Regions from separate parts of the Homo sapiens genome. Here region 2 is linked to region 1. Evidence: read pairs that join two places in POLR2A ChIA-PET (ENCODE). Cell type or tissue: GM12878. All regions are shown on one strand. Each heading gives the region's core, and the rest is flanking DNA. Links, peaks and the distances in the headings are about the cores only.

What was found. ChIA-PET counts read pairs that join two places held together with the same protein. Peaks named below come from ENCODE experiments on the same cell type or tissue, not always from the same donor. Only the 100,000 strongest peaks of a DNase experiment are listed, where the experiment ranks them.
Region 2: POLR2A ChIA-PET joins it to region 1 with 10 read pairs; 5 of 35 experiments call an interaction of 5 or more read pairs at or near these places.

The regions. Positions count from the first base shown.
Region 1 is chr12:110,455,427-110,458,231 of GRCh38, reverse strand. GPN3 (GPN-loop GTPase 3) reads left to right here. Exons shown (of 8, transcript NM_016301.4): 4 at 598-722; 5 at 2,302-2,417; 6 at 2,550-2,646. Among named protein-coding and RNA genes, the nearest start is that of ARPC3, 6.5 kb to the right of the region's middle. In GM12878, for the core only: no CTCF peak of the experiment used is centred there; a DNase peak (open chromatin) is centred at 1,391; H3K27ac peaks cover 2,379 bases.
Region 2 is chr12:110,676,073-110,678,877 of GRCh38, reverse strand. The region is part of intron 3 of HVCN1 (hydrogen voltage gated channel 1); the gene reads left to right. Among named protein-coding and RNA genes, the nearest start is that of HVCN1, 12 kb to the left of the region's middle. RefSeq lists enhancers at 1,006-1,365, 1,416-1,555. In GM12878, for the core only: no CTCF peak of the experiment used is centred there; a DNase peak (open chromatin) is centred at 1,477; H3K4me3 peaks cover 1,410 bases; H3K27ac peaks cover 2,399 bases.

The DNA.
Region 1 (2,805 bases), core at 26-2,525:
TGGGATTACAGGTGTGTGAACCATGGCATCTGGCCAATAACACTCATATTGATTGGCAGAAAACTAAAGTGTGAAGAACCTCATTTTCTTTCTTTCTTTCTTTTTTTTTATTTTTAAAGACAGAGTCTTACTCTGTCGCCCAGGCTGGAGTGCAGTGGCGTGATCTTGGCTCACTGCAGCCTCCTCCTCCCGGGTTTAAGCAATTCTTGTGCCTCAGCATCCCACAGGCGCGCACCACCACGCCTGGCTAATTTTTGTGTATTTTTAGTAGAGATGGGGTTTCACTATGTTGGTCAGGCTGGTCTTGAACTCCTGGCCTCAAGTGATCCACCTGCCACAGCCTCCCAAAGTGCTGGGATTACAGGCATGAGCCACCCTGCCCAACCAGAGAACCTCATTTTCTACATAAAACTTAATAGTTAGGGATTCCTATGGTGGCAGTACCTTAGGTTTTATGATTGCTTTGAGAGGCTGTGGGCCCCTTAAAAATGTGTTGGCTTTTATTTTTGTCCATCTTATGGGGAAAATTTGTTTCCTCTAACTTGATGATTTAACATACTTGCTATTTCTAAAATTCTTGCAATACTCTTCATGTAGGTCAGATTGAGTTGTACACTCACCTGCCTGTGATGAAACAGCTGGTCCAGCAGCTCGAGCAGTGGGAGTTCCGAGTCTGTGGAGTTTTTCTTGTTGATTCTCAGTTCATGGTGGAGTCATTCAAGGTCTGAAGCTAAATCTCTTACAGATTTTTTTTTTTTTTTTTTTTTTTTTTTTGTGTGTGTGACAGAGTCTTACTCTGTTGCCTAGGCTGGAGCGCAGTGGCGTGATCTCAGCTCACTGCAACCTCCGCCTCCCAGTTCAAGTGATTCTTGTGCCTCAGCCTCCTGAGTAGCTGGAATTACAGGTGTGTGCCATCATGCCTGGCTAATTTTTGTATTTTTAGTAGAGACGGGGTTTTACCATGTTGGCCAGGCTGGTCTCAAACTCCTGACCTCAAACATCAAGTGATCCACCTGCCTTGGCCTCCCAAAGTTCTCTTAAAGATTTTTAAACTATGAGTTCAAGCAGATGACAGTTCCTTTAATTATTGTGTGATTCTGAACATTTCACAAATGATTCCAGAGTTACTTTATCCCTTTTATTATTAAATTATAACATGTTGTTAATCAAAAATAGTAAATTATTATATCATAGAGATTTAGGAGGAACTGCTTACCAAGAAAAAAACTGAGGTTGCTGGGTGAAGTGGTTCACAGCTATAATCTTAGCACTTTGGGAGGCCAAGGCAGGAGGATTGCTTGAGCCCAAGAGTTTCGGACCTGCTTGGGCAACAGAGTGAGACCCTGTCTCTACAAAAAATATAAAAATTAGCTAGACGTTGTGGCACATGCCTGTAGTCCCAGCTACTTGGGAAGCTGAAGTGGGAGGATCGCTTGAGTACAGGAAGCAGAGGTTGCAGTGAGCCAAGATCGCCAAGATCGCACCATTGCACACCAGCCTGAGTGACAGAGTGAGACTCTGTCTCAAAAAAAAAAAAAAAGAGGAAGTAGTGGGGGAGAAAAAACTGAAGCAGATGGCTATTTTATAAAATAGTCTATTTTTAATTTTCTGAGGACCTTTTGTCCAGTTTATGAACTACCAAGATCAAATTTTTTATTAATAGCTCTTAAGGAATATTAGATGGGAAAGGAAATTAAAATGCTGTCTAAATTGAAATTTGTGATCACTGTATGTTATCTATATCTTCCCTCACCTTTGGGAACCAAGAATCAAGCATTTGATTCCCAATGATTTGGGAACATTTTTTTCTATATGGCTAGCATTACTTTTAATAAAATATAAATAATTTTGCCTTTTCCACATGTTCTGAACTGGCATTTCTTTTTTTTTTTTTTTTTTTTTGAGACCAAGTTTTGCCGTTGTTGCCCAGGCTGGAATGTGGTGGCGCAATCTTGGCTCACGGGAACCTCCGCCTCCTGGGTTCAAGTGATTCTCCTGCCTCAGACTCTTGAGTAGCTGGGATTACAGGCACATGCCACCATGCCTGGCTAATTTTGTATTTTTAGTAGAGACAAGGTTTCACCACGTTGGCCAGGCTGGTCTTGAACTCCTGACCTGAGGTGATCTGCCCGCCTCAGCCTCCCCAAGTGTTGGGATTACAGGCATGAGCCACCACGTCCAGCTTGCATTTCTTTTATTTAGGCCAGTTCTGTTCCAGTGAGGAATAGAAGACTCTTTATGCAGACCAGGTAACTGTTGGCAACAGTCAGTTCATCTTCCCTTTTCTGTTTCCTCCTTCAGTTTATTTCTGGCATCTTGGCAGCCCTGAGTGCCATGATCTCTCTAGAAATTCCGCAAGTCAACATCATGACAAAAATGGATCTGCTGAGTAAAAAAGCAAAAAAGGAAATTGAGAAGTGAGTTCACTGTTCTTCCATTATTATCAGATCTCAGTTGCAGAGATGAACCTTCTGTTTTATTTAGATGGGAAGTTTGGCTGGTTTATAAACCTAGTCTCCTGAATTCATCAGTCTTTCTGTCTTTTAAAGATTTTTAGATCCAGACATGTATTCTTTATTAGAAGATTCTACAAGTGACTTAAGAAGCAAAAAATTCAAGAAACTGACTAAAGCTATATGTGGACTGGTAAGCTTTTAAAGTTTGGATTTTTTGGCCAGGTGCAGTGGCTAATGCCTGTAACCCTAGCACTTTGGCAGGCCAAGGCAGCAAGATTGAGTCCAGGAGTTCAAGACCAGCCTGGGCAACATAGTGACACCCTATCTCTAAAAAAATTTTTTAAATTAG
Region 2 (2,805 bases), core at 24-2,523, 220 kb before region 1:
TCTCAGTCATTCCCAGGGAAATAGGCAAAGCGTGTCCCCCCAAAACTGTGTCTTTAAACTCAACGCATTGGTGAGTCCTGAAATCCATTGAGTGGGCTACAGTCGACCTTTTAAGAAATGAAATAGGGCTAGGTGCAGTGGCTCACACCTGTAATCCCAGCACTTTGGGAGGCCAAGGCAGGCGGATCACTTGAGGTCAGGAGTTTGAGACCAGCCTGAGTAACATGGAGAAACCCCATCTCTATTAAAAATACAAAAAATTAGCCAGGCGTGGTGGTGCATACCTGTAGTCTCAGCTACTTCCTGGGCTGAGGTGGGAGGATCTCTTGAGCCCAGGACGTTGAGGCTGCAGTGAGTCCTAATCATGCCACTGCCCTCCAGCCTAGGTGGCAGAGTGAGACCCTGTCTCAAAAAAAAAAAAAAAAAAAAAAAAAAAAAGAAATAGAATGAAATGGAAAATAAGAGCGCCTCACATAGTAACTTCAGTGCTAGTTATGGAATGTGTGTACACAAGTCAGTGTGTACTGAGATGCAGGGTATGAAATGTGATTTCTTATTGAGAAACACCGCTCCAAACTCCCTTCCCAGCATGGGGCTTCCCCAGCTGTGAGGAGGGTGCAGGGCTGGGCAGTGTTCATGAGGGGTCCCGCAGGAGGAGGGGGAGCTGGGCTTGGCAGCCTGGGTTGGAATCCTAGCCTTGCTTCTCGCTGGCTGTGTGACCTGGGGCAAGTCACTGGCCTCTCTGTTCTCAGTTTCCTCATCCATAAACAGAGACATTGCAGTCCCCGCCTCATGGGCTTGTTACAGTATGTTAATGAAGGTCTTTGCACAGAGCTCAGAAAATATTAAATAGCAGGTATTCTGGGGATAGTTGGAATGATTACAGTTCCTACTCCTGTAAATATGTCCCATATAGTCTGTATGCAGCCCTGCCATCATCTCACCAGGCTGACCGGCTCATCTATCAGGCAGGAGGGTTCCTAACCCTATAGAAAAGGAGACAGTTGGGGAGCATGGCTTTAGGGGAACCTGGGCTGCCAGTTAAGCCCCTCAGCCTGTAAGCAGCTCCTCCTGCCAGAGCTGATCAGCTGTCACGGTGGTTGTTTTCATGAACCTCAGACTTCCTCCCCACCCTAGAGAAGGAAAAGTTTCTACACTTATTTAAAGACTTCCCTGATTTTAAAAATAGGCCTTCCTCAGAACACGGATCCCCTGGGGCAGGAAGGGAGAAGTGCTGGGGGCAGCTGAGCCTGCTGCTTGGAGTCCTCTTGCCTCCCCACAGAGAAGAGATTTGCTCAGGGGTTTCATTCCACCTTCCACCATCCAGGAGGTATGTTTAGCAGGAGCCTGTGGTCTGCCAGGCACAGAGGTCATGCTGTGAACAGCTGGGCCACATGAGAGTGTGATGGGGAAGGCCTGGCCAGCTCCTGAGAGCTGAGATGAAGAAGAAGATAGAGGACAGGGTGAAAGGGGGTTGCACATTCTACGCAAAAGAAGTCACGTGTGCAAAGGTCCTGTGGTTGGAGAAACCAGCCAAGTATGAAAGGCTCAATGTGGCCAGAGTGGGGACAGAGGTGAGAGGGAAGGTGAGAAGATGGGCAGACAGAGGCTAGATAGAGCGTGCAAAACAGGAGTGGGCTTCTGGGAGGCATTGATGTCTTTTTTTTTTTTAACAGACAAGGTCTTGCTGTATCACCCAGGCTGGAGTGCAGTGACACGATCACAGCTTACTGCAGCCTCAACATTCTGGGCTCAAGCGATCCGCCTCTCTCAGTCTCCCAAGTAACTGGGACTAGAGGCGAGCACCACTACACCTGGTTAATTTTTAGATTTTTTTGTAGAGACGGAGTCTCACTCTGTTGCCCAGGCTGGTCTTGAACTCCTGAACTCAGTGATCCCCCTCAGCCTCCCAAAGTGCTGGGATTACAGGTGTGAGTGACTGCACCCAGCCAAAAGTTTTAAATAAGGGAGTGTGTCAGGGTTCCCGAGACCCTATGCCCAGTGTCAGTGACTCACTAGGAGGACCTGTGGGACTCGCATGCAGATGTGCTCCTGGCTCAGATTAATTGCCACAAAAGGATTGAAATTAAAATCAGTAAAGGGAAAAGGCACGTGGGGTGAAGTTCAGAAAAAACCTGGCACAAGCTTCCAGAGCCCTCTCCTGGGTTGGGGGCAGAGGTCCTTGGGGTCACACTTATTTCCTCCAGCAGGGAGTTGTGACAAGATGTGTGAAGTGTTTGCAAGCAGAGCAGTTCCTTAGAGACCCAATGCCCAGAGTTTTCATTGGAGCTGGGCACAGAGGTACCCTCTGCCTGGCACTTAGAAAAATTCCATACTCTCCAAATGAAAGTAGGAGTTCAGCATAAACCATGCTGTTTCCACAAGCAGTCTAGGCACAATGAGCTGCTCTTATCAGGGAATGGCGGGAATTTTCCAGAAGTCCAAATTCCCAGATGCCAGTGGAGGCCAGGCAGGCCTGTCTGAGGAAGGCAGCCTCGGGACCGCTGGGCTGGCCCTTTTCTGCACAGGGAGTGATGTAGTCATGCTTGGAGGGATGCTCTCCTGCAGCTGATGGAGAATGCAGCAGGGAAGGAGAGAGCAGAGAGGAGCTGCGACAGCCTCCAAGTGAGGCAGGGGGTTGGCCAGGGCAGTGGCAGAGGGTGGGGGAAGTAGGTGGCAGATCAGGGGTCATTTAGTTGCTGAAATGCACCAGGCTTAATGCTGGACAGGGCTATAGGGGAGGATGAGTGAAGCTAGGACTGGGGACAGCCGCTCTGGCCCTGCCTGGGTGGTGTTAAGACCCTG